2 separate regions of the Homo sapiens genome follow, and region 2 is linked to region 1. Evidence: read pairs that join two places in POLR2A ChIA-PET (ENCODE). Cell type or tissue: B cell. All regions are shown on one strand.

Region 1 (5,000 bases):
AGCCTAATTTTATATGGACTTATAAACCCATGGAGGAGGTGGGATGAGGGAAGTCTATAATCAAGAGAACTTTATATTAAAAACTCTGAAACCGTAACTCCTGTAAGAGTTGAAAAATAATTTTCCCTTTACTCTTAGTTCTTAGCTGGGATGGACCCCTGTGATAAGAGAGATTACTAAGAAGAAAACAAACAGTAGTTTATTAATGTGTATATTCCATAGACACATGGGAGGTATCCAAGGAATGAGTAATTCTCAAAGAGGTGGCTCTGAACCTCAGCTGATAGAGCATCTTCTACAAAGAATAATACATTTTTAGAGTTGTGACAAGTCAAAGGAAAAGGTCCTTGAGTCTCTGGGGTCAGCAAATTGTGGAAAAGCAAATAAGTTGGTTAAAGGTAGTCAAAAGCTACTAAAGTTTGTCTGTAGATTCCTCTGGTGCAGTCTCCAAGCTGAAAAGGGTCTAAAGTTGTCTCTGGCGATCTACCTTTGTTCTTTCTGGTAGAGAGTGTTACCGGGGGTCCTTGCTCCCAGAACTCCCAAGATGGTCGTGGGCCACTTCCAAGATGATGGCAAGCCTCGTGTTCTCTGACCTGGGGTTCTTGGCCTCACGGATTCTAAGGAACGGAATCTTGGGCCATGCAGTGTTACAGCTCTATTAGAAGTCGTGGGTCACGGAAGACAACCATGGAACCCAGTGACTAGTGTTCAGCTCAATTAGGACAAACCCAGGCACTTAGCCGTGCAGGAACAAATGGCAAGCCTTTAGCCCGATCTGGAGCGGCAAAGGGGTGCCTCGCTGGATCAGGAGCACAGTGGACACCCTGCTGGATCCGGAAGAATGTAAGTCAGCAGCGAGTCTGCTACGGCGGCAAAACAGCAGTGGTGGACAGTGAGCGAAAGCTCAGCTCGAGCAGTAACAAACACGAACCAGAAGAGTGCAGTTTCAAGATTTAATAGTGTGAAATAGAGTGAAAACAGAGCTCCCATACGAAGGGAGGGGACCCAAAGGGGGTTGCCATTGCTGGCTCGAATGCCTGGTTTTATATCCCGATCCTTGTCCTTCCCGCTGTGCTCTCAGGCAATAGATGATCGGCTATTTCTTTACCTCCTGTTTTTGCCTAATTAGCATTTTAGTGAGTTCTCTGGTTGGGTGTGAGCCAAGTTGCAAGCCCCGTGTTTAAAGGTGGATGCGGTCACCTTCCCAGCTAGGCTTAGGGATTCTTAGTTGGCCTAGGAAATCCAGCTAGTTCTGTCTCTCACGAGGTCTTTGTAAAATTTGTGTCCTGCTTTTGGGCAAAAAGGGAGAGGCCAGAGAGCCTTTCTTGTAGCTGCTTATGCTCAATTGCCTTCAGCTGAAAATAATCCTTATGCCAAAGTCATTTTTTTGGTGACTTTTTTTTTTTTTACCTTGTATATGAACTGCTCTTCAGATCCACACTTTGTTGTTTACTGTGACTCTCTTTGTTGAAAAGTACACTTGAACTGCTTTTCAAATGTATATTACACCTTTGTTTACATGTTTGTACACCAGCTTCCTTACCCTGTGGATCCTAAGATAATATTTGGAAAGAGAATTGGGGACCGAAAGATTTACACACCCTGCGGGAACAATGTGGTGACTGGCTTGTTTCCCTTGTGTCTTTTCTCAGAAAAACCAAGTAATGAGCACACTGCTGAGATGGAACACATGAAATCTTTGGTTCACAGACTATTTACAATCTTGCATTTAGAAGAGTCTCAGAAAAAGAGAGAGCACCATTTACTGGAGAAAATTGACCACCTGAAGGAACAGCTGCAGCCCCTTGAACAGGTTAGGAAGCATCACGGTTGAGTATATTTGAAAATAATACCTAGTGTTTATTGAGTGCTCCTCATGTGAGCATTTTTCTGAATGCTTTCCATATGCTAATTTTCTCCTTTACGCCTCACAAAAAACCTGTAAGTTCAGTGCTTTTATCTTCCTCATTTTTCAGATGAGGAAACTGAGCAACAGAGCTGTATCGCTAATACATGGTAGAGCCTGGACTTGAGCTCACGTGGCCTGTGTTCAGAGCTGCCATCTTAAACTCTATGCCATGCCTCCTCTCCAGAGATCAGTCATAATGTCTCTGTAAATAAGTATAATATGAGCAGGGCAGCACTAGCTGGAGTCCTACCTCCCTTTCCTTTTTAGAGAATAGGCCCAGAGCCCCTGCTGTGCCTAACAGAATTGCAGCTGGAAAGTTGGTAATGGCTAGCATCTAAAGTTAATCAATGGTGTGGAAAAAATAACTTTGATTTGGGGGGATAGTTGGGGAAATTGGTTTGTTTCAAGGGAAAGAATTGCATTCTTTAGACTTATAATCCCATTTGTGGTTTTTATTTAAATGGGAAGGTATATGTGTATCTTTGAATATGAATGGAAAGTTTCTGGAGATGTAAGGAAGTTTTAATAGTGATTACCTCTAAGGGTATTTGGAGGATGGCAGAGAGAGGGACTTGTTTGGTTTTTTTTATCGTTTACCATTTTAGTTTTTTCTTTACTTGTAATATATTTACTTGGATTAAAATTTTAAAATCTAAAGTTTTCCTCCCACCCTGTCCTCCACACAGTTACTATATTCTCCACACTTATGAATCATTTCAGATTTCCTTTATCTGTGTACAAACAAATACATTCTTATTTTATTCTCTTTCTCAGAAAAGGAAGCACACTATTATGCACTATTCTCATCTTTTTTCAGTGTATTATAGAAATCTCTCCTTATTGGCACAGAGCTTCATTACAGTTGTGTAATATCTTGATGGGCATATGGATTCTTTTAGGACTTCAGCTATTGAGAATGAATCTGTAATGGGTTTTGTGTATGCAGGTATATATTCAGAATGAATTCCTAGAAGTAGAATTGCTGAGTCAAATAGGCCTCTAATTTTAGTTGGGTTTCAGAGGATGACTTCTGAGTTTTCAATTGTATACTTTACTATTCATTTTTCCAAGGGCAGTTATTACCTTTATAGTTTTAAAGAGTTTTATTAGTGAGCTGATTTGAAATGAGCATTTACTCATTCATGTATGTTTCATAAATTGTTTTTCCATATGTCTGACCTCTTCAAAGTAATGCAGATGTGCATTTGTTCAAGAGTTCCTCTTTTCTTTTTTTTTTTTTTTGACGCAGAGTCTTGCACTGTCGCCCAGGCTGGAGTGCAGTGGAGTGATCTTGGCTCACTGCAAGCTCCACCTCCTGGGTTCACGCCATTCTTCTGCCTCAGCCTCCTGAGTATCTGGGACTACAGGCGCCTGCCACCATGCCCGGCTAATTTTTTGTATTTTTAGTAGAGACGGGGTTTCACCATGTTAACCAGGATGGTCTCGATCTCCTGACCTCGTGATCCGCCCACCTCGGCCTCCCAGAGTGCTGAGATTACAGGCGTGAGCCACCGCGCCCGGCAAGAGTTCCTTTTCATCTTGCTTTTTGTCCCTTTAGTTGGTGTATTTGTAAACAGAATTAACAGTTTTTCATTCCCCCTCAGGTGAAAGCTGGAATAGAAGCTCATTCGGAAGCCAAAACCAGTGGACTCCTGTGGGCTGGATTGGCACTGCTGTCCATTCAGGGTGGGGCACTGGCCTGGCTCACGTGGTGGGTGTACTCCTGGGATATCATGGAGCCAGTTACATACTTCATCACATTTGCAAATTCTATGGTCTTTTTTGCATACTTTATAGTCACTCGACAGGTGAGTAGTTTGTTAGGAAAATGGTAAGTTAGAACATCTTTGCAAAGAATGTCTTATCTAAGCAATGAGCAAAAAAGCCTTTTTATTTACTGAATTACTGCCATCTGGTTTTTATGAGCTGGTAAATTTTTTATTGTTTTTCACAAGACTGAATGAAGACTCACAACACAGAGAAATTATATATAACTTCTTTGGAGAAGTAATTAGTGTAACACACAAATTCCTCCATTGGGATAAATATGTGTTCTCTGTGCCCTCATTTATAAAAAAAACTGAATTTGCATTGCAAAACATTCAGTAACATCAGCTTTGCCTCATGGTTATTTAATATGCCAAAAATCTCCCTTTTCTTATTTCTTCCTTCTTCTTTCCCATTATGTGTAATTTCTCTTCCCAGCTTGCCTGTTTTTGAAAGGAGCAGCAGATCTTAAATGAGACTAAATGTTTTGTGTTGGCTTATGCTTACTCTCATGGCCATTGCAAATATTTCACTCATTCATCTGCCTTCTTTTGCTTTGGTGTTGCTGAGTCAAGTATCTTTCTTGCAGAGGCATTATGTTCATTCAAAACATGTTGTTTTCTTCTCTCTCTCTTTTTTTTTAAGGATTATACTTACTCAGCTGTTAAGAGTAGGCAATTTCTTCAGTTCTTCCACAAGAAATCAAAGCAACAGCACTTTGATGTGCAGCAATACAACAAGTTAAAAGAAGACCTTGCTAAGGTATACTACAAATACATCTTATAGCTGGTTTGTTTGGGAGCCAGAACTTAGTATCAGGGAAGTATAACTGGTGGCTCATCCTCACAAATTAAATCTTGGTCCTAGATTTCTGTGTGTTGTGGGATTGTTCATTGAAATGGTTGACATATTTCATATTAATTTCATATCCCAGTTTTACTCTTCTGTACATGAAGATAGCTTTAAATATGTGTGTTAAAATTTCTTAAATGACTTGAGATAGTAAAATAAAAGTTTTCACTGGAAATCCATTTCTAAGCAAATAATAAAAAATAGCATTTTAGGAAGGTGAACACTGTGATAAGGAACTTAAGGCATTTATAAGTTTCTTGTCCCTAAAGATAGAAGAATCATTATAGTATTCCTCCCTTCATCTTTTTCCCTTCTGAAAGGCACTTACTCAGGTATACACTGCTAAAAAGTGAAGGAACCATGGTACGAACACAAGTTTGATTTCGGAGTCTATATTCTTAAGTACTTTTTCACAGTCTGCTTGTTAGCCAGTTATCTCTGGCCTCCCAATTTACTCATTAACTTTGTTCAG
Region 2 (5,000 bases), 220 kb before region 1:
CGCCTGTGGTCCCAGCTGCTCGGGAGGCTGAGGTGAGAAGATTGCTTGAGCCCAGGAGAACAAGGCTGTAGTGAACCATGATCATGCCATCGCGCTCTATAGCCATCACACTCTATAGAGCCTGGGGTCAGAGCGAGACCCTGTCTCAAAGTTTAAACTTCTTCCAGGATGGGTATATTAGTTACTGATAGCTGCATAACAAAATACCCCCTAAGCTTAACAACTTGTAAAACAACAACTATTTATTTCACAGTTTCTCAGGAAGATAAACTTGGGAGCAGCCTAGCTAGGTGGTTCTGGCTCAGGGTCTCTCATGAGATAACCTGTTGGCTGGGCTATAGTTATCTCAAGATTCTACTGAGTTTGGAGGATCTGCCTGAAAGCTCAGTCGTGGTTGTTGGCAGATCTTAGTTTCTCTTTGGCTGTTGGCCAGAGAGTTAAGTTCCTCCTTGCATGGGCTTCTTCATAGGGCTGTTCACGGCTTGGCAGGTTAGCTTCTTTCAGACTGGGGTATCTGAGAGAAAGAGAGCCAGAGCTCAAGACTGGGCTAACATGGAAGTGACATATCATCACCTTTGCCGTATGCTACTGTTCATACAGACCAGTCCTGGTACATTGTGAGGGAGGACTACAAGGGTGTGAATAACAGGAGGTGGGGATCATTGGGGGCCATGTTGGAGGCAGGCTACCATAATGGGTCTATAACAGTGTATACCTTTTGTAATAAGTTGGGATTATGGAAAAGAAAGTTAATTGCTTCAATATTTAAATGGGGGCTATTTTTAAAAATTAGTTATCTCTTTACAAATACCTGTAAATACTTGCTTTTTCAGGTCCAGCCCAGAATCAAATGCAGGTTCCATCTGGATATGGATTGCATCATCAAAACTATATTGCTCCCTCAGGACATTACTCTCAAGGACCTGGGAAAATGACCTCATTGCCATTGGATACCCAGTGTGGTGATTACTACTCTGCTCTCTATACAGTACCAACACAAAATGTGACTCCTAACACAGTGAACCAGCAACCAGGAGCACAGCAGTTGTACAGCAGGGGTCCTCCTGCCCCTCATATTGTGGGATCCACTCTAGGATCTTTCCAAGGTGCTGCATCGTCAGCATCCCATTTGCATACGAGTGCCTCCCAACCATACTCCTCTTTTGTGAATCACTACAATAGTCCAGCCATGTACTCTGCCAGCTCTTCTGTTGCGTCTCAGGGATTTCCCTCTACTTGTGGTCATTATGCTATGTCAACTGTTTCTAATGCCGCGTATCCTAGTGTTTCATATCCCTCTCTGCCTGCTGGTGATACATATGGGCAAATGTTTACCTCACAGAATGCTCCGACTGTTAGGCCAGTTAAAGATAATTCATTCTCTGGTCAAAATACAGCTATCAGCCATCCATCGCCACTTCCACCTCTACCATCACAACAGCACCACCAGCAGCAAAGTCTTTCAGGATACAGTACTCTAACGTGGTCATCTCCAGGCCTTCCATCGACTCAAGACAATCTCATCCGAAACCACACAGGATCCCTGGCTGTAGCGAACAACAACCCAACCATTACTGGTAGGTTGAATGAAAAGTTCACCAAAACATGTTTGAAAATCAGTGCATTCCCAATTAAGTTATTATTTACATGAAGGTTAGAGGTGATATTGCCTAATAGAAAAACTGGAAGTTTGCTAATTTATTGTGGCTTTTTGTAGCACCTCTTTGAACCCTTTCTTCTCATCCATTCCCAATTAGCCACCCAACCATCTGCCTTGTCTAGCTTGGTTCCTTGCCATGATCAGTCAACATTTATTGATATATTTTATACATCTGCAATAGTTGTCTTTAATGTGAATTAGATACAGGGCAAAATGGAAGGGTCTGTTTTGAGGATATGTTGGCCACTATTTTCTCTTTTATACTAGTTCAACCTTGGGACAGTTGTTTTTTTAGCCAGAGCCCCACTTACTTAGAAAAAAGGATGGTTTGCAGCAGTGCACTGGTTTCCCCAAGTTAGCCCCTATTAGTGACTTTTGCAGAAGACATCTTTCCTGCACGTAAACAGTGTTTCTCATTTTCAGATTAGTAAGTTAGGCTGAAAGATGGGGAAGGGAAAGGAAGATGCATGAAGAATACCCTGGTATTCAGCCCTTCTGACCTTCCTAAACCAAGGTGTTGTTAAATTTTTTCATTTAAAAATTATGTATGTAAGACGTGGCTTGCCCTTTTTTTTTTTTTTTGACACAGGGTCTCACTTTATCACCCAGGCTGGGCATGATCTCAGCTCACGGCAGCCTTGACCTCCTGGGCTCAAGCGATCCTCCCATCTCAGCCCCACAAGTAGCTGGGACTACCAGGCATACGCCACCACACCCAGCTAATTTTGTAGAGATGGGGTTTTGCCATGTTGCCCAAGCTGGTCTCGAACACGCGAGCTACTGTGCCTGGCCCAATGTGGCTTTTTAAGTGCAGTGTTTCCTTTCCCTAGGATATATTCATTTTAATTCAATTTGTGACTTGAATTTAACAGAATCTGCTTTTGAACCGAATGAAAATGCATGTAAAAAATGGGAATTGGTAAAGCTGTGGTAACTTTTGGAATGATGCCTTTAGATTGTGTATCATTATCTGGATAGCCATGTGTCAAAGATGCTGTGGAAAGATATCCTTCTCTGGACAATGAGATTATTTAAAATTAGAACTTTAATATTAGACCCAAGCTGTACATTTGAGATCATCTACTCTTTCATTGCTATGTCGTTTAGAAATGCTTTCAGATACAAGCAGCTAATAGTAGTTTAAACAAAAAGGGGGTATTTTCCTCACATCACAAGTCTAGGTGGATGCAGTGGATCCCGCTGTTCTTGGTATCCTTTTTTCTCTTTCCACTCTGCCACCTGCAGCATGTAGGTTATAGAAACAAGATACTTCTGTACCTATAGACATTAAGTCAGAATTAAAAGCACCAAGAAGGGAGAGGAAAGGGGACTGGTTAGTGGCATTGACAGACTTCATTTTACAGATCATTTGCCATAGCTGTTTAAAAGACCATTCCTAGCTTCAGGGAAGGCTGGAAAATGAATATTGAATCTTTTTTTTAGCATCCATAGTAGAGGCGAACAAGAAAAAAGGGAGTTAGCACTGACTTGGGTGAGTCAACTCAAAGTGTCTGTCACAGTTCCGAAATCTGGCTGTCTACCAGAATCACTGGCACAGATTGTGATATTCAACTACAAATTACTGAGCTAGAATAGAATCTCCAGGGTACTCTTGAGAATCTATTTCTAACTGGATCTTCAGTGATGCTGTGAAACACATCTAAATTTTACTGTAGTCCTTTTGTTTTACAAATGAAGAAAGTTATCCAAGTTGAATTGCCTGTGGTCATTAATGGTAGAAACAGAGCTTGGCCTAGAGGTCAGTTTCTTCTGTCTCCCTCAGAACCAGGGCTTTCTGTCCTCTAGAAATTGTTTTCCTCTCTCTTCTTTCAACATTCTATTTACAGATCCACTTATCCTAAAGTCCTTCCAACTTAAGGATTTTGTGACTTTCATGACAAAGGAAATACAAGTAATTCCTATCTTAGTTCTGAGGTGGAAATAGCACCCTGGATGGAACTAATTTATATTGAGATGTGTCAGGGAAATATGGGGTCACTTGGCTAATGAACAGAACATGTAATTGGGAAAGGCCTGTCATTAAGAAAAGATTAAATAAAGGGGGAGAATAATTACAAAACTATTCTCTGTTTGAGTAACTGCTCTAATGGGTCCTGTAGGCAGAGAGGCAGGATATATTTTCATTCTTTTAATCTTAGTACTGTACTGTGGATGCCATAATGAATATATTTTAGAATTTAATTTGTGTTCAGAAGTGGGTTTTTTTCCCCTGCATTTAGATTGGTAAATTACTTTTTAATTGAAGTTCAGAGGTTGACAAATTAAATATTATCTCAGGTTAATATGACAAACGTGCTTCATTTCAAAAAAAAAGAGGTTATTTTAAAAATCTACTTTAAAATTAAATATTGCCAAAGTTCCCAAACTTTCTCAGTTGATACGTTTCAATATTTTTCAAGTGCCCCATGTAACTTAGTAGTAGTTCGTAAGGTATCTGACACATATCACTGTTTTTCTTAACGATTTAAAATATTCCTTGGAAACCTGTGAATTTGTTGCAGTGCCTTGGGGAGCCTAGGTAAAAGTACCTTGTACTAGGTACAGGGTAAGGGAATACTGAGTTTAATGTTCTAGAAAGTCTGGCAACATAATTGCTTTCAATACTCAAATTATATTTTCACATTAAAATGAAAATCTTAAGTATTAAACATAGTTTTGTGTTTTGTTTTGTTTTGTTTTTGAGATGGAGTCTCGCTCTGTCACCCAGGCTGGAGTGCAGTGGCGCCATCTCAGCTCACTGCAAGCTCCGCCTTCCAGGTTCATGCCGTTCTCCTGCCTCAGCCTGCCGAGTAGCTGGGACTAGCGGCACCCGCCACCACACCTGGCTAATTTTTTATATTTTTAGTAGAGACAGGGTTTCACCATGTTGGCCAGGATGGTCTTGATCTCCTGACCTTGTGATCCGCCCGCCTTGGCCTCCCAAAGTGCTGGGATTACAGGCGTGAGCCACTGCACCCGGCCAATAGTTTTGTGTTAAATTCAACCTTTGAATAATTGACAAAAATGATTACCTTCTTTACTACTTGATTATACTATCTTCATTTCAGATATACTAAAAGTCCTCAGTCATTTTATAGAGTTGGAGATGCAAAAGTATAAACCTGAGTTAAGCAAATATCAAAAATATGACAGATGGATACATACTGTTATTTTTAGGCAGCTAATGAATTCATATTCAAAACATAGACTAAAGGGGACCTTTAAATATTATCTCATTTGCTTTATTTTAGAAAAGCCTATTAGTACATTATAATTCAGTACTAGAACTTCAATTATTTTATTAAAAAGTCCACTCCAGCCGGGCGCGGTGGCTCACGCC

The links. Peaks named below come from ENCODE experiments on the same cell type or tissue, not always from the same donor. Only the 100,000 strongest peaks of a DNase experiment are listed, where the experiment ranks them.
Region 2: POLR2A ChIA-PET joins it to region 1 with 6 read pairs; 2 of 35 experiments call an interaction of 5 or more read pairs at or near these places.

Annotation. Positions count from the first base shown.
Region 1 is chr4:109,680,930-109,685,929 of GRCh38, forward strand. MCUB (mitochondrial calcium uniporter dominant negative subunit beta) reads left to right here. Exons shown (of 8, transcript NM_017918.5): 5 at 1,653-1,813; 6 at 3,514-3,717; 7 at 4,322-4,438. It also overlaps a transcript of CASP6 not described here. Among named protein-coding and RNA genes, the nearest start is that of CASP6, 20 kb to the right of the region's middle. In B cell, no CTCF peak of the experiment used is centred here; no DNase peak of the experiment used is centred here; H3K27ac peaks cover 563 bases.
Region 2 is chr4:109,462,068-109,467,067 of GRCh38, forward strand. SEC24B (SEC24 homolog B, COPII component) reads left to right here. Exons shown (of 24, transcript NM_006323.5): 2 at 834-1,577. Among named protein-coding and RNA genes, the nearest start is that of MIR576, 24 kb to the right of the region's middle. In B cell, no CTCF peak of the experiment used is centred here; no DNase peak of the experiment used is centred here; H3K27ac peaks cover 999 bases.